2 separate regions of the Mus musculus genome follow, and region 1 is linked to region 2. The links are chromatin loops, found by intact Hi-C in ENCODE. Cell type or tissue: left cerebral cortex. All regions are shown on one strand. Each heading gives the region's core, and the rest is flanking DNA. Links, peaks and the distances in the headings are about the cores only.

Region 1 (15,814 bases), core at 2,910-10,909, 72 kb before region 2:
AGACATGCAGATAATTACCATACTGCGTTTATAAGGGGACTCTCCCTACAAGGATAGAGAAGAAATCAGAACAGGCTTCCTGGAAGTGGTGCTGAGTGAAGTCTTGGTGATGCAAGGAGGACAGGAGAAATGGCACAAGGGGCTCATCACAGGCACGAGGGACCACAGAAGCAAATGTGTTCCTGCCCCTTAAGGAAGCACAGATGTGTACAATACACACAGGACACATGAAGGAAGAGGGTGGACAGTGCAGTGAAGGCCACCCTACAAGAATTCAGAAGCCATGTTAATTTAAGAGCAGAAGGTGTGAGGGGCACAGCCTTTCTATACTAGGGATGAAATAAGCAGGTTTGTCATGTATTGTTCTGGGGGCTGGAGCTCCGGGAGGAAGCAAGCCAGGGCTGCCAACCGCAGGACTGAGGTTTGCAGATCAATCAGCTCTCGGTCCTGGATGTCACCTGCACTTTGGAGGCCTCAGCTGCCCTCGGAAGCTCACTGAAGATGTTCCCATGAGAGAGGGGACAATGGTGCTGAGCCTCGTGAGTATCAGGACCAAAGCAGGTCCAGTAACAGGCCTTCAGGGCACCAGAGTTTACAGTTGACGCACCTGCAACCATACTCACGTTATCTCTGTGGCAGTCTGTGTGTGCGCCTCAGTGCGTGCATGCATGTGGGGTGCAGTGTGTGTGTGTGTGTGTGTGTGTGTGTGTGTGTGTGTGTGTGTACAGAGCTCTCCAAGCCCTAGAGTTTGTAAGAAACCCATGACGGCCACACCTTCCATTCTTGTGTGGGGTGCAGTGTGTGTGTGTGTGTGTGTGTGTGTGTGTGTGTGTGTGTGTGTGTGTGTACAGAGCTCTCCAAGCCCTAGAGTTTGTAAGAAACCCATGACGGCCACACCTTCCATTCTTACCTGGCTGCTTCACAGTGACCTCTGTGCGCCCTGAAACCTCCTCGGCCAGCTTGTACCAGGCATAGTTGGGACTCAGCAGCCACTCCTCCACGTGGCAGTAGTAGCTACCGCTGTCGCTGACCTCGGCTCGCTGCACAGTGAGGCTGAACAGGCCCCCCGACACATGCCTCTCGAACTGCAGCCGGCCTCGCAGGCCCTCCTCCTCGGCGTAGGTCCCGTACTCGAAGGCCGAGCTGTGCGTGGTTTTGAGGATGAGCTTGCCGTCCGCGTCCGAGGGTTTGTGAACATACCACAGCACGGCGAAGTGCGAGTTCGGGCTGGTCTGGGACTTGACTGAGCAGTTCAGCTGAATTGCCCGGTTTTCCACCAGGGTGAGCGTTCTCTTCGACTTGCTCACCTGGAGCTTTGTCACTGTGAAGGGAAGGAGTGACATAAGAGGTCTAGGCTGAAGACTCGAGCTGTCCAGCAGGGAACAGAGCGTGAATGAGCATGCCCCAAAACCTCTCCCCCAGTGTTAGATAACCACACCAACTGGCCTGCTGTCACATCCCATGCCCTGTCCACTCTCCCTGTGCCACTGCCCGCACCCAGTCAAGACACCAATCTGCCCAGAGCTTGACCTTGTTTAAAATGCTCAACGGCTCCCCACTGTCTGTGCAATCTAAATAAGAATTCATTTGGACAGCAAGAAGCCCCTCAGAGCCTGGCCCTTGCTCAACTGTCTTGGCTCATCTCCTAGGACTTGCCCTCTGCTCCTCTGCTCCCCCGACCTACACACTTTACCCTGAACCCTGGCCACAGTCCCCATTGTTCTGTCTTCTCTGCCAGACCCTGCTCTCCACTCAATCTCTGTCCGTCTCCCATTCCTCCCTTGGTGCTCTCTGACACCTGGCTCCTCCCTGTCTCTCCTCTCCCTTAGACCCCGAGCTCCCAGGAACAGAGATGAAGCTTTTCCATGCAGGCAGCTGATATTTCCCATCATCCCCTGCTCAGGGGGACACCCTGAGAGTGGGACAGCTGCAGCCTCAGAGTGCTCACTGCCAGTGGACTTTCTCACTCCTATTCTGCAGAGCCTAGCCCAGTGCCCAGGCTTTGGAAAGCAGCAAAGGTCCCCCTCGGTGTTTGCTCCGATATGGAGATGTGGGAGCAGGCAGGTACAGGAGGCCAGTCCAGGTCCTGAAGCAATGAGGGCAGTGATGGACAGAGCAGAGCCAGCACCAGCTCCCTCCCCTTACTATCACAGTCCAGAAGCAACAGGGATGGCCAACTCCAGATAATAATAATAGAGAGCAAATTCCATAGGCTGCCGGTCTTGTAACAGAGCAGATGCTCATCTTTGAGTTGCCAAGAAGCCAAACCCAAGTAAAATGCATGTTGTTGGAGATTACTGGAGAATCTTCCTCTATATATCATTATACTTCCCTGTGTTCCCTACTAACCAGAGAAGAAAGGAGAAGGCAATTCTCTTAATGAGCTGGTATTGAGAACAGCAGTCCACCCCCGCCCCCTCTCTTCATATCTTAATTCTGAGCCACCTTGCCAGCTGAGGAAAACCCAGGGTATGGTACAGGTCCCATAGCGAGGGCTTCTGCCAATTGGTGGAGCCCACCTCCAGGCCCTGCTGAGAGCCCTTGCTTCCTTAAGACTGGATGGAGTCTGCCTCTGGAATGTGCAGAAACTATCCAGGTGTGTGACTGGGCCCCCCGGTTGTGTCCTGAGATTCTGGCCAGTTAGCTGGCCTGCTTTGTTAAAGGCTTGCAGGGCTGAGACCCATGTGTAAGGAAGAAGAGCATTTGACAGCCACAGACTGCTCCTCGGTGTGCCCAGTAGCACACAGACGAACGTTCAGGATGGTTTTAAAGCTTTAGCGAGAAGGCATAACAGGGTCCCACAGTCAACACCACTACTACAAAAGCACCTCTGAGGACCTGTCTCGTGTTGCTGAGGCAGACTTTCCCCTCATGGAGGACTTCAGAATTCACACACAAGACCTCCAGCCACAGAGAACACATCACATCAGATCAGCCACGGCCCATGCTCCATTTCCATCTGTTGGTACCAGCCAGTCTCTCCACTTTCCCTCTTCTTTAACCACAAGGACTGTCAGGGCACACTGGGAATCCTAGAGGCTGGACTGGCCCTGGCCTGCTGGTCAGCTTTCCTGAGTGGACTCCTGTGAGCCTGAAGCTACCTGTTCCCTTTTCATCCTGTTCCAACCCAATGCTCCACCTGCAAACGGGATCTCAGTCAGTCCAGACGGCACCTCCTGAATCATCTGGTGCTCGGCCAGATGAACTGGGTTGTTCTGTGTAGAGTAGAAAGAGCTTTAAAATGTATTATTAATTGGGGCCAGATTATTTTTTGCAACTGTTACTAAGGAAACCTCAATTGCTATAGTAACTGCATATGTTAAACTGGGATGCTATGACTCAACTTCTACTCAGTCACATGGTTAAAGAGCCACAAGCCAAGGAGGAGAAATATTTCAAAGCATTTCCAGTTTCTTCTTCTTCTATCTCTTTTTTAGCCATCCCATGTCAAAATATTATGAAGTATTGGGAAGCCTGAGAGAGAGATACTTTTGAAATCTGACATGTAGGCAGGGGGTCAGCTCTTACTATAAGCTCTGCATGTCCTCTCCTTTGGGGGGGGGGGGGAGTGTGGTAAGGGAAGACACACCCGGAAGCCAGGGGGAGGCAGGAGGCCCCACAGCTCATTAGGAAGCACTCACAAGCCTGTCTCAGCATTGCCCTGGGCAAGGTACATCTGCGAGCTTCGGCTCCCTCCCCCTTAGGAGAACCTGGACTTTCCGAAAGACCAGTGTTTTCATCTGCAAACCAGAACGGCAAAGTGTGGATCTAATGCACCCAGAGTGCCCTGCAGACCAAATGCATTAGCTCCAGAGGAGTTTAGTGGGAGGCCGAGTGGACCCTGAACAACAGTTAGTTTTAGCTCTCCTCAATCCCTTTTGGTTTGTATTTGTGGTTCCGAGTTCAAAACTCACAGTAGGTGAGACATTGACAAACATAGTGGCAACTCAATTTCTTCCTTTTTCTTTTCTTTTTTCTTTTTGTTTTTCAAGACAGGGTTTCTCTGTGTAACAATCCCTGGATGTCCTAGACTTGCTTTGTAGACCAGGCTGGCCTTGAACTCACAGAGACGTGTCTGCCTCTGCCTCCCGAGTGTTCATACCTGACACAACTAAAGTTTTTATAATTGTTTTATTTACTTTATATCCAATCACAGCCGCCCCCCCCCCAACTTTTTAAAAGTATTGTAGACAGAGCCATCAAGATGGCTCAGAGGATAAGGTGTTTGCTGCCATGCCTGGAGACCTGAGTTCAAATCACAGGGACCCAAGGAAGGAGAAAGCTGACTCCCAACAGTTGTCCTCTAACCTCCACGTGTGTGCTATGTCACATACCGACTTCCTCCATACATGCATACATACACAGAATAAATAAATCAAATAGAATAAAATATATTCTAGGTCAGCAGAAACAGCTCAGTGGTTAAGAGCACTGGCTGTTCTTCCAGAAGGTCTAAGTTCAATTGCCAGCAGCCACATGGAGGCTCACAACTGTCTGTAACTCCAGGTCCAGGGTATCCAATAAATACCCTCTTCTGACACCAGACACACAAAGTATACAGACATACATGCAAGCAAAACACCCATATACATAAAGTATTAATAAAAAAAAATCCTAAGCAGTATGGATCAGCAGCATGAGACCCACTGGGTGAATTTCTTAGAGACAGACTCTCAGACCTACTGCATCACAATCTCAATAGAACAAGGTCAATGGAGATCCAGACTTGCCTTCCGCCAGGGAAGCCCTGGGTGTGGCTGCTCAGCACACAAACTTGGAGAGTCAATGAATGCAGAGGAGAAAGTAAGCAAAGATACACAAAGGTAGGCTTGGTGAATCCCTCCCTCGTACAGCAGGAGGCAGGAGGAGGGCCAGGCAGGCTAGACGGCAATGCTGGCCCGTACAGTCCATGGACACTGCAGCATCTGCCTTCTCAGAAGCTCCCATCATTTGAGGGGATGCCCTTTCTTGCTGCAGCTGGACAGTTAGTTCTCTGCCCAGGCTTTGGATCAAAGCTAAGACAGTCAGTCAGTCTGGTAAAGGCTGCTCTGCTATGAGGCAGAAGTGGGCTACATGGAGGAAAGACAGTGGAATGAGGGGCTCAGCGGCAGAGAGCAGCAGCTGCTTCCCTAGCCCACCTACCCACCCTCTGGATGGGTTCATGTGTGCACTGCTCATGCAGAAGGCACTTACTCTTTCAGTAAATGAATCTCCTTAAACTCAGCCATAACTGCCTTACATCAAAGGCCACTTTTAAAAGGACTCCTCGTTTTGCAAATGCCTGGGCAAAAGAACTATGAACCAATCATTGCTAATCACATTAACTAATAGGTGATTGAATTAAAAACCCAATTAATCTTTTAAAAGAGGGGTCATTAATTCCGACTGTGATAAAAGAGAGAGAACCTTGCAAAAAGCTGTGATCCCTGAGCTGGGCTCTGAAAAATGAATGAGCTGGGGTCCAACAGATGAAGAACAAAAGGAAGAGATCACCCAGAGCAGGCAACAAGGCCAGATTCTCAGGTGTGGTGGATGATGTCAGAAAGGGAAGTGGCCAAGACTGGGGGCGGGACCAGTTCTTGACTCTGCCCACTGTGGCTCTTAGGGAATATTTGGTGGATGGCACAGCTACCTGGCAAGTTAGAATTATACTGGGTGAGAAATGGGGGTAAGAGATGACTCCCAGTGACCTGTGGGTTTGAGAGCCTGCAGGCTCTTGTGTGTGGTGGATTCAATGCAAGAGAGCAAGGGAAGAGCAGAAGAGAGTCAAGGAGAGATCAGGAAAGAATGAAGAGAAGGAAGGGAGACTCTTTTTCAAACATCTAACGGGAATGTCAGGGATGGAGGAAGCCAGTGGCTGGGGCAGATAAGATCTTTCAAGTTCAAGGAATCAGGTCAACCAGAAGATTAGGGGACAATGGGGAGCTCTGGGGACACCCCTCACTCAAAATGCACACATATACATGCATGTACACTCTGGGAAGCAAGCAGAAAAATGTACCCATCACTCATGAAGTCACTGCACTTGAAGTGCCCATGTTCCTGTTCTTCTCCCTCTACATGGCCAGGACCTACCTACCCAGTCCCTAATAAGCTCTTCCCCAGACCGCAGCCTGAAGACAAGTCTTCCAGCCTCTGTCTAGCCAAGGAGATCTTTCTAAAGGGCAAGCAAGAGGGTGGTCACTTCCAAGCTGAGAGCCTGTCCCTGGGACATCTGTTCTCCCTCCACAGGGCAGACAATGCCCCCATCCCTGTCCCCCTCAAATACAATCCTACATCATCACAGGAACCCGGAGGCACAAGGTCTTTTGATTTTTACATTGGTTTAGGGAGTAGGAGGTAGGTAGTGTCTCAAATCCTTTCCAATAAAGCTTTGTCCTGTGTCCTCTGTGACTTTCAAATAACCTTCATGAGAATTGTGCCTTTGAGCCTGGAGTCTACTTCGCTTTTCTAGTAAACACAGCACCCATTTTTCTTTTCTTCTTCTTCCTGTTTTTAATATATAGGGCCAACCATTAGAGACCTTGTCTTTATCTTCTTCAGCCACTCTTCGGAATGGCTGTCACTCTGCAGTTGAGGGCAGCAGTCACAGCCCTTCCAGCCGGCCATGACTGAGTCCCTTGTCACTATCCTAGCCAGGTGTGGTGGCACACGCCTATAATTCTAGAGCTTGGGAGTCTGAGGCAGGGGGACTGTGGGTTTGAGGCCAACAAAACCAAATGAAAATAAAAAACCAAAAAGTGCCCCAGGGGGGTGGGAGAGCTGATGGTGTTTAAAGATTATGTGACTAGAAATGTTGCATTCGGTTTTATTTAATTTCAGGATAGTAAATACACACTGAAATTTAATCTGCCATTTAAAACTGAGTGCACAAGACTGGAGAGGCAGCTCAGCACCTGAGAGTGTGAATTGCTCGTGCAGAGGTGTTCAGTTCTCAGCAAGGGTCAGGCAGCTCACAACCACCCCAGTTCCAGTCTGATGCCATCCTCTAGACTCTCCAAGTACCTGCATTCCTATGTGCACACACACAGACATACATGCATAGCTAAAAATAGAAAGAAATACTTTTTAAAAAGGTATATTAGCCTCACATGACCAAAGCCCAATTCCCCAGGTTAGGGTGCTCTGTCTTATCTTCTACCATAAGCGCTTCACACATATTAACTATATGCTCCTCACTACTCCTATCAAGTAAATATTACTCCCAATTTCAGAATGATTCTTTCTCAGTCACAGAGCCAGTGATCTGGTAGACTTGGACTCCCACCAGGCCATGTGGCTCACCCTCACCTTTAACAAAAATGAACCGGGGCCCTCCTGGCTCACACACATCCATTCCCGGTGTTGGTTCAACCTCCATTCTGGAAGGTCTAACCCTTTTCCCATCCACAGTCCACGGTGAAGTCCTGTGTGCCACACCCACGCCTGCAGTGACACACCCACACCTACCATGCCAGCAGGTGCTTAAACATGCCCGCAGGGGCAGGTGGCAGGGGCAGGGGCAGGTGGCAGAGGGAAATCGGCAAGGGTTGGGAAGTAAAAGAGCAAACTGAGAGAAGCCCAGGCACACCCTACCCTGCCCAACCTTTATGCTGACAGAGCAGTGACCCTGACTGACTGCCGCCAGTAACTGACATCGGGCAGACACCTGCTGCCACCATGGCAACAAGGCTGAAGCACGAATGGAGGGCTGAGACCTTCTCTAAGGGCTTGTTCACTCAGGCTTGCCCAGCCCTGCATAGACACCAGGCAGGCAGAAGTTGCGTGGGTTGGAAGGAGAACCCAGGCTGCCCAGGGAGAATGCAGGGCCACTTCTCTGGTCAGGACAGCCCATGCTCACATACCCAAGACTCTCGGCTAGCCCAATCTGCCAGGTCAGCAGAGAACATGAAGCAAACAGATTTGGCAACATGCAGAGGGCATTAAATATTCATTCCGACTGCCCATCAGTCTGATCCCAGCAGAATACACCCACTGACAAGCAGCCTTCTACCACCGGACGCTGCCTGCCTGGAGGCTTGTTTATTGCTTTGTCAATTTTAATGCACAATATTTAATAGCTAGACCGAGGGATAGTCGTAAACATTTGCAAAGTGAGTGCTGACATTTCCCTTACTGCTTCTGTATTTAGCCATGTGAAATTGGAGGGTGTTTTTTGGAACTGAAGAAACTCAGAAGGAAGCAAGATGATGCTTCACAACTAAAAGAAAAAACTGAACGAGAATGGAACACCTCAAACTGACCAAGTCTTGCCTCAGTGCTCCATGGGGTCATAGTATGGGGTAGGACCAGACTAAATCAAGGGAAGAAAGGGAGGCTAACTATGGATCGATCGCCTTGGGGATCCTAGGATCCATGGCATGCTTATGGATTGGAAGTAGCCAATGATAAATCCGCGGCAAGTCACTTCTGATGGCAAGGCGCCCACGCCAGCTAACCAGAGAGCTTAATGGAGAGAACAGCCACGCTGCAGTCCCCACCAGTGGCTCTGGCAGAAAGCAGTCTGGGTACAGGCCGCACAGAATGGAATGGAACAGGGACAAAGGCCTTCTTTGCAGCAGTGGAAGCCGATGGTAAATGGTCTGAGCTAGTCACTGGTGCCTGGGCTCTGAGCTAGTCACCGGAGCCTGGGCTCCCTGGTGATTCTCCTCAGATAAGAACATTCACTAAGATATTCATTAGGGGAAGATGCTAAACCAGGCTTGGAGAGGCAGGCTCCACAGGGAGGGTGGGACTGAGGAGGCTTGCCCTGCTTTTCCCTGGTCCTAGAGCCACCTTGTGGCAGAAGTTAGAAGAAATAAAGGAACCCAAAAGAGGTAGATATTTGGTTTCATCTTTAACAACTTATGCCTCAACGAAGCTCCAAATGCTTTGTGGCCTTAATGCTACAAAACCAAGACTCAGGGAACCCAGACCACAAACCAGAGTGTCCACTCAAGGAAAATGCCTGGTGCCTGGCACCCCAGGAGGAGAATGCTTGCTTGCATACACCAAGCCCTTCATTCCATCTCTCTCTCCCTCCCTCTCCCTCTCTCCACACACACACACACACACACACACACACACACACACACACACACACACTCTAACACGCATGCATATACACACTGTACCATAGGCTACTAGGGAGAGAAGAAAGCGTAAGTCAGTAAAACTTTGGCTCACTGTCTACAGAGTATATAATAAAATTAAAATTTTAGCTCTGGAGCCAGACCGCCTGTTTGGACTTGAATCCTGGCTCTGCCACTCATCATGAATCATTGGGCAACTTATTCACCCTGGGTGGCAGAGTCCCCATCTGTAAGCTGCGTCAGGCACCACACACCCATTGACCCTGCATGGATTAAGGAAAAATCAAGTTAAGTTATCAGAAGTAAGGCATTTACACTGCAGACAGCCACACATTGCTACTGTTACGTTAAATTCTACCACAGCTGAGGCTCCGGCACACCAGGGAAAACATGTTCCATAAGAGATGTCCTGGGTCGAATGCAGAAGAATAAGATGAGATTACACGGTTTCAAAAAGAAGGGCAAAGTCTCCCCACTACCAGCACTTTTCATTAAAGCATGCCTGGGTTTGGATTCCAATCTCCCACTCACCGCTAATGGTGGTGGAGTTGGGGGGCGATGTTTGACTGTTTACTATCAGGTGATAGCTACATTCCTTCTTCTACTTGGGGTGTTACTGCAAAGAGTTAGGGAGATAACACACTCCAAGAACCCAACACTGTCTCCAGCACTCAGTCTCCCTTCCCCCAGACGAAAGCACCTGCACTAGCCGTGCATTTTAGAGAAAGCTCTTTGGAACATATTCGGTTTTGAGTGCATAAATAATTAGCACAAGACAGAGTAACACTTAGGGAGCGCACTCTCCCTTGTGCCTCAGCCGTGCTGGGAGTCAAACGGCTTTCCTTTGCTCTTCCCATTTTCCAAGGGCCAGGACATGTGTTACTGGCCACCCATAAGAGCAGGCCTCGTGATGGCTACTGCCAGGCCTCTCACCATAGGAAAGACAATACAACATCTCACTCCCTTAAGGTCCCCCAAACAAACCAGAATCCAATTCTACCACAGTTTGCCTGGAAGAGCCAATGGTTTTATTCGGCTTACTGACAGAGCAATAGGCAAGGGGTCAATAGCGAGAACATGACCTTGGAGTAGCCACATGGGAAGATCTGCACCTAGCAGGGATGGTGGCTTTACCACAGCTGTGTAAATGGAGTCCACTCTCCTAAGTCTTTTGGCCACGTATATACTCTACGCTGTTCATGGGCTACTTGTAATTAATGCCCAACTGCAATACAACTAGTTGCGGGCGGTGGCGGGATGGGGATTCTCAGGGCAGGGTTCCATGATCCTTCCTGACCCCTCCCACCTTCAGTGAGAGAAAGTCAACAGCCAACAAGCTCTGGTGTGATGATCATTTGCAAGCAGGCCCAGCAGCCTCCGGAAGGCAGCAGCAGATGCTCAAAGTTCCCAGTGCTAACCTCCACTCATACTCACCACCCAGTAAAACCGCACATAGTCTCAAAGTCAGGGGGATGCTCAGGCAGATGCCGTTGCTGGATTCAGCCTTCTCAATGGCAGTCCAAGTTTGCAAAGTGGGACCTGCCCCTCCCTAGACCCCTCCATTCCCTGAGCATGACACAGGAAGACAGTCCTAACTCTGCAGTATGAAAGCCAATAAGATGATGGAAAGGGCAGAAGTAAAAATCAAAGGAATCTGGGCTCTACCATTTAACTAGCCTTTGTCAGGGCTCACGGTGCCTGAAATTGCCATCATGAATTTGAGTCAGGATCCAAACAAGGAGCACCTTAATGAACTAGCTGTGCACGTGTGCTTCAGGGCTCCAGCCTTCGATTCGGAGTGGTAACAGAAACAAGCAAACAGTAGGAACTTATTCAGCAGGGCAATGACAAGCAAGGTCTAGGGGTCATGCATGGTCTCTGCTACCTTCCCAAGCTGTAAAGCCATGTGACAGGTACTTCTGCCAGAACCCTGACCTTGAGTGACAGACAACAGAAATGCAGCTACCATCCCAAGGATCGACTCCATAAGGCAGCCGGCGGGGAGCTGCATCTTCCCCAAGTGCTGACATAAAATGGGGTCTCCGCTTAACCCCCCATTAACCTGAACACCCACTTAAGAACGGCCTCTTCTCTAGCATCCTGTTGGCCCAATTCCGCTCTAATTGGCCAGATAAGAGTCTCAACATTTCTAAATCCCATTTGTTCCCAATGGGGTACAGAAAAGGCTTCTGTGACAGGGTCAGGCGAGGGGAAGGATGACCTCAGACACTGGTGAGAACTTCCCTGTCAGGGGCCCTCGGAAGCAACCAGGCTGGGCACTAATCACTGCTGCTAGGATAGGAGGACGGGTGCTCAAAGTGTCTGCAATGCAAAGTGGGTGGGTCAGAAAGACAGGAGAAACAAAAACAAAACAAAAGAAAACAAAAACTCTCTGTAAGGCTTAATCAACACGCTGGCTGATGAAGGTGTCTGAAGGAACCTCCACTGCAGACTGGTCCCCAAATCAGCACCTTCTGGGCCACTCAGCTTCCACAAGAAATAGAGATTCAAACTCAGCCCACATGATAGGATCTGAGGCAGGCAAAGACTGGCCCCATGTATCCTCCAAAGACCAGCCTCGTGACCTAAGGCTACCCTTTAATTCTTCCAGGGAATGTGAATTCTAATCAAATAGCTGATCTTGCCCATGGAGGCCAAAGACACAACAAATGCAACTGTTTGTCCTTTCTCCTCTGAGTTCCTTTATCTAAACAAGAGACAGAACAACTCAAAGTGCTGTGTGATCTCTAATTGAAGTCTCCTTGGAGTTGTTGTTGGCGCCCTTGAGTGGTTGGGTGGGGTGCACATTGCTGATCGAATGGGGGATTGTGGGTAATGAGACTATACCAATGCTAAATTCCTGAGTGTGACAATGGTGTTGTGGTTGGGTGGGACAATGTCCTGTTCATAGGGTCATTAGCTAGAGCGTTTATGAATGCCCTCACCAGAGGCCTCCAGTCATGCAAGCATATACCCTTCATGTCTTACCATGCCACATAAGCAGACATGTCTCATGTATCATGGAAGAACATGCTCTCATATTATACTGTGTCAGGTAGGAATATGCACTGTATCTCGTGTCATATAAATACACGTCTCATAACACATAAGCATGCATCCTTGTATGCCTCCTTGTGTCCTACGAGCGCACGTCCCTGAGTCTAATGAGATCACATAAGTAGACATCCTCAAGTCTCTCTGTGTCATTTAAGAACACACCCTATGTCTCCCAATACATAGGCATGCATCCTCACAGGCCTACTGGAGAGTGTAAGCACACACCCATGTGCCTTACTATGCTGTGCAGACACACATGGGCCCTGAGAGGCCCTGGAGCCTGAGCTGAGCACCCACCTGGCTGCAGCACCCGAATCTCCAGCAGGTTGGACGTCCTCTCCGCCAGCCTTGTCCATGTATTGTTGTAATTCCTTCGCCACAGCTCTGCCACGCACTGGTACTTGCCTGCCTCTGTGTCACTGGCCCGGCTGATGCTCAGGCGGACATTGTTGCTGGACTCAGCCTTCTCAATGGCAGTCCGAGTTCGGAAAGTGGATGACTTGTCCCCCCACTGAACCCCTCCATCTCGTGTGAAGGTCACCAGGTCATGGAACTCCACTGTGCCCACTGGCTGGAACCTCCATGTCACAGACACGGGGACTCTGGCCGGGTAGTGGGGTTTGATGATGCACTGCAAGTCAAAGGAGTCGCTGTAGGTGACCCCTGGTGTCCGGGAGATAGCTGTGACTGCAAAGCCCGTTTCTGTAGGGAGAGCAGAGACATGAACCAGGGACAGCATCTGGCGTTTCTGGGACAGTGTGCTATCAAATATGGGCCCACTGGCAAAGCCAGCAGTCAGAGCAGAGGCTGGGGAGTTCTTAAGCCTTCTTGTCACAAAGAAGCTATTACTTTGGGTTTGTGTTGAGGCCCAACACAACAGTTCCTAAGACTTCACGGGTCCAGGCTCTGAATAACCCAGGTCCGCTCCTTCCCATGAGACCTGAGATCCTGTGTGGGTTCACAGTACATCCTGCTCCAGGGTAAGACACCAGAACCTCTCTCCTAGCAATCCCAGAATTCTGTGCAAAAACAAGAGGGAAAAAAAGGTTCCAAAAAGCCAAGTTCCTTCACTGCACGCACCCAACACCCAGATGCCTGTCCCTGGTCTTCTAGCGCATGGCATCCTGAAACAGGCAGATGGGGACGCTGCCAGCCCCTCCTCAAATTCCCCAACAAAATCCGGGTTTAGATAGGTTTTAAGGGACATACAACAGGAAAGCCTAGTCTTTAGTGGATGGATACCTGGGGTGAGGCATTACCCTTAAACTCAGAGCCCTGAAGTCTCAGTGAGAATAGTTCTTACTGACTGGGGAGCGAGCGTTCTGACCTCTGATTCACAGCCCCTTCAGTGTGGATGAGCACACTGGCTATGATCATAAAAGTAATAGTGGCTGGGATGTGCGAATGCTACATGCCAAACCTAGTGTTGGAGGCTCTGCTTTCATCCCCTCTTACTAAGTCAACACTTGTAGGTCAAACAGGCAGGCTTGTTATCCCTTTTGCAGTGTACAGAGAAGGCAAAAAAATTGCCTGATGTTAAGTATAGCAAATGGTAGAGTCAGGCTACAGACCTATCCCTGTGCACCTCACTCTAGGCCCCGCCTGGGGCTGCTTTGCCCAGGGGAACCATCAGTCTGGTTAAAGGCATCAACTCCCAGCCGTCACCTTCGTCTCGAGACACCTACTAGTTCTATGACACTAAACCAGTGGTCCTTCACCTTCCTAATGCAGCAACTCCTTAATACAATTCCTCATGTTGTGGTGTTCCAAACCCTAAAATTATTTTGTTGCTACTTTGTAACTGTAATTTTGCTACTGTTATGAAACACAATATAACTATCTGACACACAAGATATCAGATTATGTGACCTCTGTGGGAGTCGTGAGTCACAGGTTGAGAATCACTGTATTAAACAAATGCTCTAAGTCCACTCTGCCTATGTTTTCCTTTCTGTAAAGAGTTCTTGTGAAGGTTAAATGAGTGTGTGGTGCATTATATGTAGTCTAGAAAATACAGTTTAAGAAACAAAGAGGACAAAACATTAATCTTCTGTATTTCCCAGGGGAATTATTAGAGAATAAGTTGGCACATTTTGCTGAACTCTCTGGATCTTCAATTCAAAAAAATGAAGAGAGAGTAGCCCTGTGTGGCCGTGATGGTCAGTAGTGTGTGGTACATGTGCCAAAAGTTTCGTACAGATCAGGGACACCAGGGACAGGCCCTGCACTGGGTATCCCTGACTTTACATAAGTGGACACAGACCAGACTGCACATGGCCAAGGTGTCCCTCCACAGTCACAGTCTGTGGCCTATTAGTTCATCCACATAGCTGTCACCGCTGAGGGGATCCATGCCTAATAGAAGCAATCCAGAAACTCGTGAGTGTTCATTGCTTACTGTAGACAATAGATTAGGACTAGTGAGACAACCTTGCTCCTAGTTCCAGAGGCAATGGAGAGGGGGTCAGGTGAGCAGAGCTAACCTCAGGGTCCCAGAGGAGTGCTACTCAGCACGTCCTGGCTGTGGAAGCTGCCAGACACGCATGGAATTTAAGAATACGCCAAGGACAGATAATCTGAAACCGTAAAATTACTTCCAGGGAAACAACCCCGAATCACCCTTCCCTGGGTACCCCTAACCTCCCAGGATGGGGAAAAACCATATGCAGCGTATCTCAGAGCCATCTCCCAAGTTCCCCTGCCTGGGTCCACAGCAGCGCCAAGCACAGGCACAGGGACTATGTTCAACACTGGAGGGAGTTTCTAGGAACAGGAATCTGAGCTGCCTAATGACTACACAAGGCAAGCCCTTCTTTGGTACTAAGCTTTCAGGAAGCAGATATAATCGCAATGATGTGGGGGAGGATACAGAGGCTGCATCTGGATTTACATGACACCATGTCCGTCCCAAGTCCTCAACAGCAAGCCAGTCTAACCAAATGGGTGCCATAACGGAACACCAGGGGTCCGGAGCTGTTTTCTTACCGTTTGCATGCTTGTTCTTCTTTGTTTTTACTGCATGCCTTGCTTGGGGGCAACACCTTGTTACCCTGAAAAGCTCAAGGATTTCTTTAACAGTGGTGTGCGACTTACCCCTTTGTGAAGCAGCTGGAGGGAAGCTCTGGCATGGGGTGGGGGGTTTAAACAGCACGTGGATAATGTTTTTACCACCATGCATTTGAAAACAGACATTTGGGAATTAAGCAAAAGCAACCCAATCTTGGAAGGGAGAACACTGACGAGGTCTTGGGCAGATCTACCCTGGGCTGCCATCTTTATTAGGCAGGCGACAGCACCGCCAGCCCTATCTGAGGGAAGGTGGTGACAGAGTCTGGGCGAATGGAGACTGACAAAGCTTCCTGACAAATAGAAGGCTTGACATAATAAGTTATCTTCCCAGCAAAGTAGCAGGCTGGTCTTTTAGAATGTAATGGGCTGATTGCATCTGGCAGATAACAGGAGCAGAAACCTCTTTGGATAGCCTGTGAGCAGCAAATCTAACATTACTTGGTTTTAGCAAACCTCAAGGTATCTTCACTCCCTGGCAAATGAGGAAATGTTTTTCTTAAGTGGGGGCTTTACAGGGGAGGAGATAAAAACACAGGCCTAAACGGAACAACCGAGCTGAGTGCTAAGAGTCAGGTAGGCGTGGGCCAAATGCTGTATCATTGGCAATGGGATCTCCA
Region 2 (15,814 bases), core at 2,708-10,707:
ACTCACAACCCAGGGAATTTGGATTCACTGCTCTGAGGTGGTTGCCAAAGATTTTTTTAAGATGCCTTAAAGATACCAACCTGTGCCTAAGTGTGAGCACCTCCGAATGAGCGCACTGGTTGGAGTTTCAAACATGTTGCGAAGCAATCAAGATTTTTTTTTTCTTTTTTTTCTTTTTTAGGATAGTTTACATCCCTTAAATGCAGACTTGGGATGTCTTACTGGGACTCACATGTGAATCAAGATGAAGCTGAGATGGGAATTCAAGACTAAAGTCCATCCTCATTCCGGATGCCTGTTAACTTTTATAAGGGTGCAGATAATTCAGAGACAACCTCCACGGATAAATCCTGTAAGTGCAAGAAACCTAGAATGGAGACGCGAGCGACCAGCTGCAGGAACTTCTCTGAATGCAGAGAAGGGGGGGTGTGTGTCCATTCTTGAGGTCTGAGGTGAGAAGGCACCAGGTGCCAGCTATGGAGTTTAGGAGAAACCAGAGCATTGGAAAATACATAGTGGAGATTGCTCAACATCATACCAGGAAGAGACCAGGGGATGGCGGCCTGCAGAGAGGACTGGGGGCTCACTTCTGAGACCACGGTTTCTCCCTCCTACTTGGGGACTTCAGCCTTCTTTCTCTGAGGGCATGAAAACCGATCCTAACACAACCCCTGGCCAGGCAGCACCCTGCCTTCAGCTTCACCTCCCACAAGGACTATGAGCTGGACTTCCTTGGTGAGGAGACACAGAACCAGTGTCTTCAATACACACTTAGCCTACAGACTTCTTAGGGAAAACAAAGCAGCCCTTCAGCCCCCATCCCACCCACTCCCACCTTTCCCCTCCAAAAACAACAACAAAAAAAAAGCACCATTATTCATGAAAGCACAGTTCCCAATATGTTGTAACTTCCCTGGAACCTATGCAGACACACACAAAAGTAAAGACACTGGAAGCCCTCAATCCACACAGCAACCCTAAGCCACAGCCTTGCAAGTGAGGGGCTTTAACCCAAAGGCCCTGGACAGCTTAAAGACAACCAGTATGCCACCGTTCTTGATGGGTCGGAAACAAACAGACCCTCTTGGTACTTTAATCCACTCTGTCACACTCTGGCTAACCCCCTCTGCCTCCCAAAATGCTGTGTTGATGGGAGAGAACCACAAGGAATTAGCAATGAGATCGGGTTAAACTTTCACAGCTATAGAACTGATAAGCAGTCACTTACCCAGCACAGCCAGACAGCTCAACACTGGGAAAAAGCACTTCATGTCGGCGGCAGCGGCAGCAGGAAAAGGACACTGCACAGGGCACCGTGCTTTTCCCACCGCCTAATCTCTCATTACTGCCAATCCACTTATAGCTCCAGGGAACAGTTTGGAAACAGAACTTCACAGGGAAAATGAGAGCCAGTCAAAGACAGAGTAGTCAGAAGGAGGGAGTTGGGGGCAGGGGAGGGGAGTGGCGTGGCGTGTGCAATAGAGTCCTCTATGCCTAAGGCAGGGGCCAGAGCAATTCCGAAGGCGCTCAAGGTTTCTGCCACATTGTATATGCCTTGCAGACTCCACCGGAACTATGGATTCTGGTGGATTAATCCTCGAGGAAAACGGGAGGAAAGAGTCTGAGAAAATCCTTTCATGCGCTGATTATACAGAAATGTCCTTGGCTTCGCAGTGAAGGTGTCTGAGATCGCTCATTCGGATCCCCCAAAGGGAACCAGGCAGGTTTTGTCAAAACCCAAGACAGCCAAAACACCCGGATTGGTAAAGACACTTCGGATTTCTTCATCAAAAAGTCCATCTCCATCCATAGTGAGAGGTCACGGTACCGTCACCTGCCCCAGAACCTCCCAGGGCACACGAAGTAAGCTGGCATTTGATAGCTCGAGAGTGGTCCCACAAAAGCCCGCAGATTCCTAAAACAAACACAACAGACATTTATCTAAGGCCAACACAACCGCCGCAAAACCGAGAGAGGCCAAAGCACCCGACTGGCCAGCCGAGCCACCTGGGTCCCTTCCCTGGGCGAGGGCAGCCCATGTGTGCATCCTGACCTTGTACAAATCTTACCTTCCGTTCCCCACGCCTCAGTTTCCCCGCCCAGAGCAGGGCAATTATGATTGTTCTCAAAACACTTTCACCAAATGCCTCTCTCACTCGCGGGCTTTTCCCGTCACGGTTTACGGAGCGGGGCGCGGCAGGCAGCCCCACCCTCGGCAGCGCGGGTCGCCACGGGGCTGGCGCGGGGCCGCGACTCGGGGCGCCGACCGTGGGAGCCGGGGCGCGCCGCGTCCCAGGTGGCCCGCTATTGTTTTACCTCCCCGGCGGTTGAGTCTGAGACACTGGCAAAGAAAAGGGTCCGAAAAGGGGCTCGGGGCTCCGCTTGCGGCAAGCTGAGCCCGCCCGGCGCGATCCGGCTCCGACGGAGAAAGGGGCTTGGGCCCGGGGCGGGACGCCGATCGCCACGCCACAGTCCCCGCGCCCCCAACCCGGATCCGCGCCCGCCCGCCCGCGCTCACCTCGCCCGGGGCCCCGCAGCTCCCAGCAACCGAACGCTCGCCGGTCCTGTGTCCCGCACGCCTCCCAAGACGCACGGCTTCCTCCTCGCCTCCCGCAGCGGCTCAGGCCGTCCTGCTCCCGCCCCGCCCCAGGCCCCGCCCTCCAGCTCCGGCCTGGCCCGCAGCTCCCCGCGAGGCGAGCAAGGGCGAAGGCGGTGGCCTCACGGGGACACGCCCCCGGAACGCCCCGCCCACCGCCCCGGCGCTCTCTGGCTGCACCCGCACGCAGCTGCGGACCACCTGGGATGAGCTGATGGAAAGTTAACCTGGGGTTCGCGCCCCAAGGGCCCCTCCCAAAGCCCAGGCTCCCGGGGACGCGTCTTTCGCCCGGTAAACAATAGCAAAACGCTTCGCTGGAGACTTGAGTCTATTTCTATAACAAACCTCCACATTGTGCTTCACTCTAGCATAATCTGGACCCCAGAGACAGCCTAGGTTCATAGCCTTAGCTTCTGTGTTGCTTAACCTCTCTGTGCCTCAGTCTGCTCATCTGTCACAAAGAGTAAATAAGCTCTGCTTAATAGGGTTGTGTGAGGTGTCCACGTCATTCTTGTAAAGCACTTAGCGGAATGCCTCATATGTCAAAAGCACTCAGTTACAAATGAACTGTCATTAGTTTCTTAACAGTGCTATCCATGCAAGTGGCACCATACTTACTCAATATTATCAAACACAAGGAGCTAAAAACGACTCGTTACAGGAGCAGGTTGGATCGTACTGCCCTTGCAGACTTGTGATCTACTTGGGAACACTAACAGTAGGCCATACATAAATGGTGTGGAATGAACCCATTCCAACACTGTGTTCCTGGGGTGAAGTGCTGGGCTGGGTAAGGCCCAGGAAGCCTTGTCCTAGAGAAAACGGAGTATAAAACCACGGAACAAGGGAGGAGGGGTACAGAGGACAATGATAGGCCCTGGAAACATAACTTTATATGCCCAGAGAAGAAAGATTCAGTACCTATGAGAAAAAGCCCTGTGGGACCCTAACTAGACTGGAGGAAAGACTGACAGGAAGAGTTATAACAAAAAATCGGAAGGGGGGGGGAGGGCTGGGCTTTAAGCTTACGCCCAGGAGAAAGCCCCTGAATGGTTTGAGTAAGGACCTGTAGCAATCAGAGCTCCATTTTAGAAAAAGCACTTGACCTAGGATTGGAGGGTGGGTGGGAGAGTTTTCCCGGAATATTAAAGATGTTGTGGTGGATCATGGCTGAAAAATCCAGGAAATAGAAGTAACCACACAGGCAGCTATGGGAACAGAGAGGCCCTGGCAATCAGGGGGTGGGCTCCATGGAATGTCTAGGTGGGTGTGAGAGAGGCTCAGTGTCTGAGATCAGGATTCAGAGACGGAAGGATGAAGGTTGGAGTTTGAGGGGTCCAAGCCCTTTATCTGACTGACAGCCATGTCCAAAGACGCCACCAGTGGATTTCAGAGCTCAGAGAGGGGCTTACAAAGTGTTTTCATCCTATTGGACGGAGTGACAGCAGACCACTGTACTGAAAGAATGCGTTGATGGGCTGGGAAGATGGCTTGTTTGCTAAAGCGCCTGCCATGGAATCGTGAGGGCCTGAGTTTGGTTCTCAGAATCCATGTTAAAAACAAAACAGAAGAAAAATGTGTCTGATACTTGAGGGACCATGCCTGAGGTTGTTGTCCTCTGGGTTTTCCACACTTGGGCATTTAGATGGACACATATCCATACACAAAATGAATATACTGATAACTCACTCATCCCCCCCCCCCCAATTCAATACCTCTATTGTACAAGACAATGAAGATCTTGCCACAGTGGAGGCCCAGATAACTGTGAAGTCTTTATCTGTCCTTTCCCCTCCCCCATGGCTGTAAATTTCTTGAAGGCAGTCTGCCCCGTAATTATCCTGTATCCCCAAACAACTTTTGGAATTTGATCTGCATATGTAATTGAACTATAAATATTGCCTATCATATCAAATTGAATATTTATCACATATTTAAAGTATTGTATTTTTAAAAATCTCTTGTATGTTACATATTCCCTCTTTACCCCAAGACAACAGTGGTCCTGGTGTCTCTCAGCTCTTCCCTACTGGATCTCTGTGTTTATTTCCTAAACATCGATGTGTGAAGCAATGTCTCTGTTCTCTTAGTACCTTCTTGTGAGAAACACAGACAATGAAACAAGTAAATATATAACACAATGACATGTGTTCTAAAGAAAGTAAGGTGACGGAATAGTGTGTGTGTGTGTGTGTGTGTGTGTGTGTGTGTCTAGTGGGTGAGGTGGGGAGAGGAGTTCTATTCTAGGTGGGATGGTGAAGGAGGATTTCTCAGAGAGGTATTAGAACAGAAACCTGTTTTAGAGTCAGGGAGGAGGAGAAAATGGCAAGGTCTGAAGGAAGAGTCCCAGCTGGAGGAGACAGCATGTGCTAGGCCAGCTAACCTGTTCTGAAATTAAAAGTATTTCTAACATAGCATGAAGAAGAATTGGGAGGAGTGGGATCTGAGAAGCCCAGAGAGAACACAGACCCTAAGACCTTGCGGTCTGGGAAGCACTTCAGGTCATGGGCTACTGAGAAAGGTTAGCCATGGGAACAGAAGAGGAAGGGAGATGACAGGCAGAGGCCTCTGACATGATGCAGGTGAGTTAGGTGAGCGTCAGAGCTTGGCTAAGGGTAGTACATGTGAAAGCTGTAACGGATGGCTGGAGTCTGGGAGCCTCTCAATTGCACTCTCTAAAGAACTGAACATGGAGAGGAGAGAGATGGGGGAGGGAGGGGAGAGAGAGAGAGAGAGAGAGAGAGAGAGAGAGAAGGAGGGAAGGAGGGAGAGAGAGAGAGAGATCAAGGAACCTTCCATATCAGCCAGCTTTAGAGCTCTCTGGCCCTATCAAGCTGCTGTACCCCTTCTCAAAACTCAGTTTCCTGGGTCATCTCCCTGGGCCTCCAATCTTGACCCTTTTCACTCCATAATCCCTTGTCTGTTCCCAGGTTTTCCCTTCTCCATCTTCCCAGATGCAGCCGGTGGCTTTCTCTTTCAGCCTTTGGCCTGCACCACCATAGCAGATTCCCAGCCCTGGGTTCTTTCTACGTCCCATATCTAGGGCTATGCAGAGAATGGTGCTAACTGCTAGACAGGGAGAGAAAGGCACAATTAAAAGAATTCCTTTGTCTCCCAGACTCAGAAGCCATGAGATGAAGTTAGTGTGAGTCGGAACCCGGTGGCCCCTCCAGGGGCTCAGCCGCAGGTTCAAGACTGAGCTGGGCAGGGTCTTTAGGGAAGCAAAGACATCAACAGAAAGGAAGGGCCAGAAGACCAGTCAGGAAATCCACCCTGTGCCGCCACCACCAACCACCCCATCCCCCCACCACCCCCAGCCCAGCCTCCACCCAATCCATCCACCGCCCCACCCCCATCTGCACATTAGTGGCTTGCTTCACAACGCTTTACAATTCAACTTCCAGTCCTCTCCTGAATTGGTCTGGAACAAGGCTGGTACTTTGGAGCCTTGGAAGACCCCTTCATCTCCATCAGAGAGCTCAACACAGATGGAGCCAGATGAAAAAAAACAGTAACGAGGATAGTTGGGATGGGGCACACTGAAGACAGAGCCTAAGAGTCTCAACCAAGGACAACCACTGGACGTGAAGGATCCCGGTCCCTGAATTTCCTACTTCAAGAGAGTCAGGAACTCTAGACTTTCCTAGAATCCTTCCTGATTTCTAATTCTTTTAAACGTTTATTATTTTGTGTGCATGTGTGGAGATCGAAGAACAACGTATAGGAGCCATTTTTCTCCTCTACCGTGTGTGTTCTGGATGTCACACTCAGGTCATGGGGACTGGCAGCAAACCCCCTTGCCCACTAAACCGTATCAACAGCCAAAGTTGAAAATTAGCGTGTTCTTCATTGTTGCTTTGGCAATCCTGGGGACTGAATAGCACCACCCACACACTAGGCAAGTACTCTACCACTGATATATACCCACAGACCCCTTTTGATTTTGAGTCAGGGGTACTAGGTTACCCACTCTGATCTAGAATCGCCTGAGGCTCCTGAGTAGCTGAGGTTGCAAGCTTGCCTGCCCCACAGACCCAGTGTTTAAATCAAATGCTGTGGGGAACAAAATTTATTATTGGGTAAGGTATGACCAAGAGATTCTGTAAGTTTGCGTCTTCCAGATCCACAGACCGTTACAATCAAAAAGGATCAATTATAAATTAAAACAGCAAAAAGTTCGAGTTTTAAGGAAAAACATACAGGGTTGTCTTCTGAAGTCATCCTGTCACATGAAAGAAAGTTGGGGGCCAAGCATTTTGTTTAAAGATAAGCAGACACAGACTAAGCCCCACCCCCACCCCTACCTCCCACCCCTCCACTGTTAGTGCGGACTGCTCTTCAATGGGCTAGTAAGTGTCCTGTGAAAAGAGCAGAGAGCCTCCTACCTCACACAGCTCAGCCTAAGCGAAGCTCGACGTGTGTGCCGAACAGTTCTCCCGAAAGTCAGCCTTCCTCAGTGATTACCCTCCTACACAGACAAGGATCCCCGGAGATGAGACTAGGAATAGCTTACACTGGCTGCCATCTGTCTTCCAACACACGGAGACTGTAATATCTTGAGACCAGGGTAGAGAGTGGGTAGTCCCCAAAGGCTTCGCCCACAGGTGGGTGCTCAGAACCTGGGGTGCGCCACCTAGCGTTACAGAAGTGAGTAGGTTTGCCTCCGGGAGCTCTGATGGCTGGATTATCCCAGAGGGCAAGTCTGGTTTTTTTGAGAGAACATTCTCCATTCTCCACAAAACTGAGCTTGCTTCTTTCATTCCTGATAGAGAACAGTGCTTCTAAAAGATAACGCAGGTGCCCAGGTCCACGTTTATTAACACCTAACTCTTTGTCAAGCTGTTTTGTTTTGTTTTGTTTTGAGATAGGTTCTTACTCTGTATCCCAGACTTCCTGGAACTCACTACGTGGTCCACGTTAACCTCGAACTTGAAGCAGTTCTTATGCCCCAAGTGCAAGGATTTCGAGTGTGAGCCTCCATTCTCAGCTATTTATCCTTTGTGGCCCGAGGTTCCTCTTTATAAATGTGGGCTACAGTAGAAGCCACCCTCAAGTGAGGTTGCAAGTGTTAGTGGTCTGATGAGTGGAAAGAACCTATGCCTCACGAACTATTCTCTATACTTCCGTGTACTGACCAGCCTCCAATGTGCAATGGGCCCAGAGGCAGAAATTCCAGCTTCCCATCCAGACGTTGATACTTAAGTGATGCTCTAAGAACCCTCTGGACCCCAACTTCTGCAAAATGAGGTTGCTTATACTAGCTAGAGAGTCTTAAACTGACTATGCATGAGCTACTGCAGACACAGTTAAAAGTATAGGTTCAATGGGTGGTGGTGGCGAACACCTTTAATCCCAGCATTCAGAGGCAGAGGCAGGCTGATCTCTAAGTTCAAAGCCAGCCTGGTCTACAGAGTCAGCGCCAGGGCTACATAGAGAAACCCTGTCTCATAAAACCAAAACAAGTACAGGTCCCCTGGCCAATCTAGAAGATTCTGTTTCTCAAGAGCTGATTGAAACTTGGCTTCAGAAGACTTTTAAAGGCCAAAACATTGGGATGTGCTGGCTATGGATTGAATGTGATTCCTTGAAAATTGGCTGCCAGTGGCATACTGTTGAGAGGTTGTGGGACCATGAAGAGGTAATTAGATCATGGGTCTCCACTTCTATGAGGGGGTCATATCACAGGAACGAAAGCAGGCTGCGTAAAGCTCGCTGCTTGCCCTCTAGCTCTGTCTCCCACAAAAGCTTTGTGGCACATTCCCGTTCCCACTCCCACTCTACTTTGTCAACACGTACATATGTCACAGGACCCTCACCAGAAGCCCATGTCAATGCCACTGTCTTAGATCCCCAAAACCACAAGCTAAATGAAAAAATTTCAATCATCCAGTCCTTTTTTATCCCCTGATAGTGGTGGGGGGTATATGCCTCACTATATAAACCAAGCTGTCTTCAAACTCACAAAAATCCACCTGGCTCTGCCTCCTGAGTGCTGGGATTAAGGGTGCATGTGGCTGTCTTTTGCTACTTTGTGGGTTCTTCTTTCTTCCTCCCTTCTCCACCCTTTCAATCCCCAAACACTAGATAGGAGAGAAAAAGGAAAAAAGGCAGTGTTATCGTTAGACTACTTCCTGCTGATTTGGGGCAAGTTTGATCTTCAACATCAGGATATTTATATTCTTTCTTCTCCTTCTCTTCCTCCTCCTCCTCCTCCTCCTCCTCCTCCTCCTCCTCCTCCTCCTTTTCTTCTTCACACATGACTTCTTAAACCTCTAACAGCAGCAACCAACCACCAACCCACTACCTGCTCTCGGGGCCCTAACATTTATATACCCTCTGAAAAGTCCCTAGGTTTCCAAATGTCACACAATTGCAAAAACTGTCTGCAGCTGGCAAATTCACGCCCCTGCTAGAGCATGAAGCATCGGAGTTGCTGTGGACAGTCTGAAGCAGCCCCACATCCTACACCTGGGATTAAAAGGAAAACACATTCTTATAGTGTTTCTGTGGTTTTTTTTTTTTAAAAAAGCAACCGATATTTCAAAATTGTCACTACAGGTGTGTGCCACTGGTTTATCACGTAGCCTGGTTTATCACGTAGTCTTAGGAGGTATTTTACAGCAATGGAAAGACTGAAAACAGATTGCCAATCACATCCTCTCTGGTTTGACTTAAGGAGCCCTCTCGGTTACATAGCATCACCTGGAGCCAAAAAATCAAAAAAGCCAGTGTTAGTCCCAAGTATAGTCTAGAGAACATCCTTGCTCCCAGCCTCAAACATTGAGCATTTGATCGGTCCCTGTACTGGCTGGTTTTGTGTGTCAATTTGACACAGGCTGGAGTTATCACAGAGAAAGGAGCTTCAGTTGGGGAAATGCCTCCACAAGATCCAGCTGTAAGGCATTTTCTCAACTAGTGATCAAGGGGGAAAGGCCCCTTGTGGGTGGGACCATCTCTGGGCTGGTAGTCTTGGGTTCTATAAGAGAGCAGGCTGAGCAAGCCGGAGGAAGCAAGCCAGTAAAGAACATCTTTCCATGGTTCTGCATCAGCTCCTGCTTTCTGACCTGCTTGAGTTCCAGTCCTGCATCCTTTGGTGATCAACAGCAGTATGGAAATGTAAGCTGAATAAACCCTTTCCTCCCCAACTTGCTTCTTGGTCATGATGTTTGTGCAGGAATAGAAACCCTGACTAAGACAGTCCCCGTTCCCGAATCACAATCTCAGCATATCCTCTTTTGTTTTGTTTGTAACCTAACAGCCTTAGATCACCTCCTTAGTACACCCAGCTCTTCCCTTTGTGAGATTCCTCCCTTTGCTAAAATACTGGAGAGGCCCTAGAGGCTGCGGGTAGGCTAGACGCCACGCTGCTTGTCATGTCAAGAGTGACTTCCCGGCATTAGATTGGCTGATCCCCAAGCTTTCTCTGCTCCGCGTCGCAGGGCTGCTGGGCTGAGTGCCCATGCTGGCTGCCACTTTCAGCCATGCCGTGGTCCAGGTGAAGAACTCTGAAGAATTTTGTCTTGGTCTCTCTGGTAAGGAAAAAACCTTGGATCACAATGCCTCTCCTTGTACACAGGGGGGTGTATCAGCACAGGTCTGGGATTTCTAAGAATCCCAACCTTGAGTGCAAAGCCTAGCAGAACCTTTGGATGGGGTGATTTTTCTGAGACATCTGTTACCCCATGATCGCCAGGGCTGTCTGGGCTGATTTGGCTGGCATGCTGCCTCTCCCCGTAAAAGAGTGCAAAGACTTTGGCAAAACCTCCCCCAAATATACATGAGCCTGGCTGACAGTTTCAAAGTTCACTTGCAAGTTAATTATTTGGAACTCGGAGCATATTTTCCCATAACAGTAATATGATAGATGCCGATTATATTTCCAGAATGACATGCAAGTGTGCTTAACCCTTCACATGCCTAAATGTTGTTGCCTATTGAAGAAGGGGAAAAGAAGCAGCGAACCAACAATGGAGTTGAAACATCAGGAATTCAATAATACTGGTAAATAACACAGATGCAAGACAGTCATCTTTTGAAAAGGAGAAAGACTAAATATTCAGTTTCCTGAGAACAGTGCTCTATGTCCTGGGGTGTTTAAGAAGGCAGTCCTAGGGGCTGGAGAGATCACTCAGCAGTTATGAGCACCGCTGCTCTTCAGAGGACCCACATTTGGTTTGGGCCAAACCCTACATCAGGCAATTCACAGCTACCTGTGCTTCTGGGATCCAATGCCTTCTTCTGGCTTCCACTGATACCCACAGCATGCAGCATACAGACGCACAGAGGTACACACATACAGAAACATAGAAATCTTAATGAAAACAAAATGAAACAAAAATGGCTGTCTTGATTTCTATCCCTGTGGGACTCTGTTTCTGTGTGCTTCTCTGTTTATTATGTCTTCCCAGGAGGATGGAAGCTCGGGGTACCTAGTTCTGTCTTGCCTGGTTCTCCAGGGTATGCTCAACATTGAAAATCAAGGCTAGTGCACAGCCTGTGCTCAACAAATGCTAGTCAAATGAATCAGTAAAGTCTAGCTGGGGAGAGAGATGACAAGTCAGCAAAGAGAGGTGATCTCGAAGCTGGATGTGGTGGCATCCAGGAGGCAGAGGCAAGGGAATCTCTGAGTTCAAGGTCAGCCTGGTCTACAGCAAGCTCCAGGTCATCTGGGGCTATATAGTGAGACCGTGTTTTTTTAAAAAGAGAAGTTCAAACAATGTTTGCAGAAACACAAACCTCTACTAGGATGGATGGGGGCGCTTTCATGGTAAGAGGCCAATTAGAGAAAGTTAGAGTGGTGGGAATGATGGGGGCTGGAGGGAGGTATGGGAGGAAGGCAAAGGCAAGTCATGTGGGTCTTGGGGGATTCTGGGTTTTGTCCTGTGTGGGGATGGAGGCATGTGGGGGTGGGGGGAGGACCATCAGATACTTCAGAGCCGTGATGTGGCAAGGCTTGATTTATGTTTGAGTGCTCACTGTCTTCCATTCTATCTCAGGACAAGCCTGGAGTAAGTACTGTGCCAGTTTAGGTTAGCCTAGGCTACGCAGTTGAGACCCTGACTCAAACCAAACCAAACCAAAAGAACCATCCCCAACAGGGTGTACACGTTTGTAAAGCACCCTTTAGACAGGACCCTCTGAGGCTGCCACATGCTTAGGAAAGACTCAGGCTTCCTCCAGTGGGCTCTGAGCATCTCCCCAGACTCCTTGGTTGCTCCCCAACTTCCCTATGCTCTTGGTTCTGCCTGTCATGAACTGGAGTTGCCAGTCAGCTGTGGTTTCTGAGCCATGCCTGTGCACGCGCCAGGTATTCTGTGAGGTGAGTGTTGCCTTCTGAGGCTGCTGGCACTAGCTTGGCAAACTCTCACCCTTTTTATGGGTGGGAAAAAAAACCAAAAACAAAAAACCACCTCTCCTCCCCTTCTTCCGGAGTGAGTTCATGTCTTCACCAGCTCTGTGCTCGGCAGAGATGTCCAGGGCCGTGCCTTGCCATTGACTTAGGCTCTTTGTTTAACATGTGGTTTTTCCTGATAAGTTTCTCGAGGTCGGAGACTGCCCACGGTAGCTGTGTAAGCATGCAGGCACTCAACGGAAGCATTACAGAATGGATTCGGGATGATTAACTGATCCCATGAACGAGTGCCCTTGAACTTACTTTCACCATAGAGTGGGCCGCTAGCCCCCGGGCTCTATGATGCTTAGATAGCTGGGGTAAGGAAATCTTGTAAGTTTTCAAGTTGGATGACTTGACCACAGTATCTGACTCCCTCCTTCTTAGCAGCTGTGGGAGGTGATTCACACAGACACTCGTGATCAGACTTTTTGTTTTGACTTGTACAAAGAACTTTAATTACTGATCGCTCTCTTTAGTTCATCTATCAAAGCTGGGAAGGACCATGTGCTGGGGATCTTCAAATCTCATACCCAGCCTAGTCTCAGGAGGGCTTGGGAAATAACTGGCAGCAGGGGCAGCGGAACCCTCCCCCTCCCCCTCCCCTCCCCTCCCCCTCCCCCTCCCCCTCCGCCAGGCTCCAGTGCTGCCTGGTGCTTAGGAGCCCATACATGGACCTTAAGTTCACAGTGCAAATGATACCATGTGGATGCCAACAAGCTTTCCCCAAAGTCACTTGTAATTTTCACAATACCCAGCGATCCCCTCAGCATCCCCTTCTCTTTACTTACTTGTGATTTGCTATTTATGGATGGGGGCTGGGGAGCCACAGAAAAGGAAGAAGATTGCTGGGAAAAGAAAGGGCAAAGCAGAGGAGAATTGGAAGGGGCCAATGCAGAGAGGATCAGGAGGGACGGAAAAGAAGAGAAGAGGAGGAAGAGCAAAGGAGAGAGGGAGGGAAGGAGGGAGGGAGGGTGGGAGGGAGGGAGGGAGGGAGGGAGGCTTGAAGTAACCACGGATCTGTGAAATATGTCTCAAGTATTTCAAACTCAGCAGGGACCTCACAGCAGATCTTCCACAATTAATTGCCCAGAGAATCCAGCACAAAACAAAGCCATTTTTTTAGCGATCGCTCATATGATAACCCAAATGCAGGAAATGCTATTTTTCTCCAGACTCTATCAACTACAGCCATCTGTCTTGGTCCTGAGCTGTTCAAATGCATTTTTTTCCTTCACATGTGAGTGAGTCTCTCTCTCTCTCTCTCTCTCTCTCTCTCTCTCTCCCCACACACACTTGGTGTGTGTGTGTGTGTGTGTGTGTGTGTGTGTGTGTGTGTGTGTGTGTGATCAACAGCAGGGCCAAAATACCCTTTACTACAGCCATGGCTGCCTTGTGAAATTCCTCAGTAACTCCCCTAGCCTCCCCTGACCACCAGTCAGGCGAGCCGGCCTTCCTTTCATCCTCACCTACCTCAGAGCCATTTTAGCTTCGTGGTGGAGGGGTTCACAAACACTTGTGGTTTCCACCACAAATGAGGCCTGCTATTTTGAATGAAGCCCCATCTTGCCCGAGGCCTGCCATGGAGGACAGAGAGTGGAGTCACTGGGGCGAGGAGTGGACAAGGGGAGATTTGTGCCAAAGGTTCAACAGCTGCTGCTTGATGAACGCTTGCTCTGTCTGGGAGGCTGGCCATTGTCACCAGGAGAAAATGAGGAAGAACACAATGCCAGGACATGTGTGCAGCCCCGTAAGCAGAGGACGAGGACGAGAGCAGGGACCAGGGTTCCTTCCCTGTTTGCCAAGTGGCTTTTTTTTTTCTCAACTGTACACTAGGACCCGTATGACCCTAAGACATCATCCCTTCAAACAGCTTCTCCATCTTTTCCTCTTCTGAGTTCTGTATGAATGTATGTTGTGCCCACCCCCTCCCTTTTTTCTTCTTCCTTTTCTTTCATAGCTGCTGACTTATAGTAACAGAATCAGAGCGAGGCAGTCAGATATCCTACCACACAAATACACTGCTACCAATCAGAGGGCCACAGAGCTGGCCATCCTTCTGCGAGGATATGAGGGGACAGATGAAGACAGGTGACATTATGCTCAACAGTTAACTCAGACCACACTTTCTCTGTTAACTGTCAAATTGACAGCTAGAAGACAAGCCTCTAGCCATGCCTCTGAGGGACCTTCCTTCTCCCCTCCCTTCCTACCCCTCTCTCACCGTGTAAGCCTGGCTAGCCAGGAATTTGAAATATAGACCAAGTTGGCCTTGAACTAACTCACAAAGACCCAGATGGCTCTGTTTCCCTCCCAAGTGCTGGAAGTAAAGGCATTTGCCCCCTCCACCAGGCCTGACTGGGATTATCCTGATTATGTTAATTGGTGTGCAAAACCCATCATAACTGTGGAAGGGGATCCTGAACTGTGTGAAATGGGAAGAGGGAGCCGAACACAAGCAGCCATTGGTTGCCCTCAGTGACTTGACTGTGGATACGCTGTGGCTGTGACCAGCTGCCTTAAGCTCCTCCGGCTTAGCCTTCTCCACCGGAATGCCTTGAACTGGGACCCAGAACAGACCTTTTCTTCCTTAAGCCGCTCCTGTCAGGATATTTTATCACAGAAACAGAGAGGAAAAAAAAAATTAAAACAACTAAGATATTCTATTTCACTGGTGGAAGGGTAAAAAAAAAAAGTTTCTCCTGCCCCTCAAAGGTTCATTGAAATGCATAAACAATAGACAGATTAATAGAAAGAAAAGGAATATAAATTCATTAACAGGAACAGGAGGTAGAAAGAAATCACAGTGCATATAAGCTCTGAGTCTCCCCAAGGGCCAGATGGTGAAGGCTTAAGTAACTTCTGAGCTTGAACGCTGGGATACAAGAAAGGTCATCTTATTATGCAGATGCAGTCTCCGGAGTCAGATGCAGGTCTAGGCAACTGGTCCTTGGGCTGAGAGACTTCCTTCTCTTTCTAGGGAGTCTTAGGCTTTCCTGGTTATTCAGTGAGATTCCTCCAGAGCAGACAGAAGACAATTAATTACCATTTTGTTTTTTTCTCCTTCTGGAAAAAGCTTTCCAGTCATACAAAGGAGTTCCTGAGAAAGTCCCTCCCTGCATGTAGTAAAACTGGGGAAGGGCAGGTCAGAGAGAGCTTGATTCTGAGGCAAATCCTAACCCTTTCAGCTGGGTCAGAGGGTCAATCATTAAAGAATCATTTTCTGGGTTTTTAACATTGGTTTTGTGGCCTCAGAATTTTTGTTTGTTTGTTTGTTTGTTTGTTTGTTTTGATTTTTGTTTTTTGGTGTTTGGAGACAGAGTTTCTCTGTGTAACAGCCCTTGCTGTCCTAGAACTGAGATCTGCCTGCTTCTGTCTCGCCAGTGGTGTGAGTCACTGCTGCCCAGCTAGAACTTTTTCTTTCTTCTTCTTCTTTCTTCTTTCTTCTTTCTTCTCTCTTCTTTCTTCTTTCTTCTTTCTTCTTCTTTCTTTCTTCTTCTTCTTCTTTCTTCTTTCTTCTTTCTTCTTCTTTCTTCTTCTTTCTTCCTCTTTCTTCTTCCTCTCTTCTTTCTTCTTTCTTCTTACATGTGGGTACTGGGAACCAAACCTGTGTCCTGCAAAACTAAAAACCAACAAATGTTCTTAACTGATGAACCATTTCTTCTCCCTTTCCTCACTTAAAAAAAAAAAAAAAAGCTTTATTTTAGTTCGATGTATTTGAACATGCCTGTGTGTATGACTGAAGAGGTTGAGAATCATTCAGTGTGGATGCTGGAGACAGAACTCCAGCCTCTGGAGGGCCAGCCAATGCTGTTAATCATAGAACA

What was found. A loop is a pair of places that touch in the nucleus more often than their neighbours do. Peaks named below come from ENCODE experiments on the same cell type or tissue, not always from the same donor. Only the 100,000 strongest peaks of a DNase experiment are listed, where the experiment ranks them.
Region 1: it touches region 2 in a loop (3-fold over the local background); 6 of 42 quality-filtered maps call a loop at or near these places.

The regions. Positions count from the first base shown.
Region 1 is chr3:101,436,391-101,452,204 of GRCm38, reverse strand. It overlaps Igsf3 (immunoglobulin superfamily, member 3), which reads right to left. Exons shown (of 11, transcript NM_207205.2): 7 at 12,426-12,830; 8 at 911-1,321. Among named protein-coding and RNA genes, the nearest start is that of Gm40109, 64 kb to the left of the region's middle. In left cerebral cortex, for the core only: a CTCF peak has its summit at 8,773 (motif pointing left); DNase peaks (open chromatin) are centred at 3,244, 7,736 and 8,705; H3K27ac peaks cover 999 bases.
Region 2 is chr3:101,363,907-101,379,720 of GRCm38, reverse strand. It overlaps Igsf3 (immunoglobulin superfamily, member 3), which reads right to left and starts at 2,596. Exons shown (of 11, transcript NM_207205.2): 1 at 2,519-2,596; 2 at 1,229-1,915. The coding sequence starts at 1,271. In left cerebral cortex, for the core only: a CTCF peak has its summit at 7,234; a DNase peak (open chromatin) is centred at 7,140; H3K4me3 peaks cover 317 bases.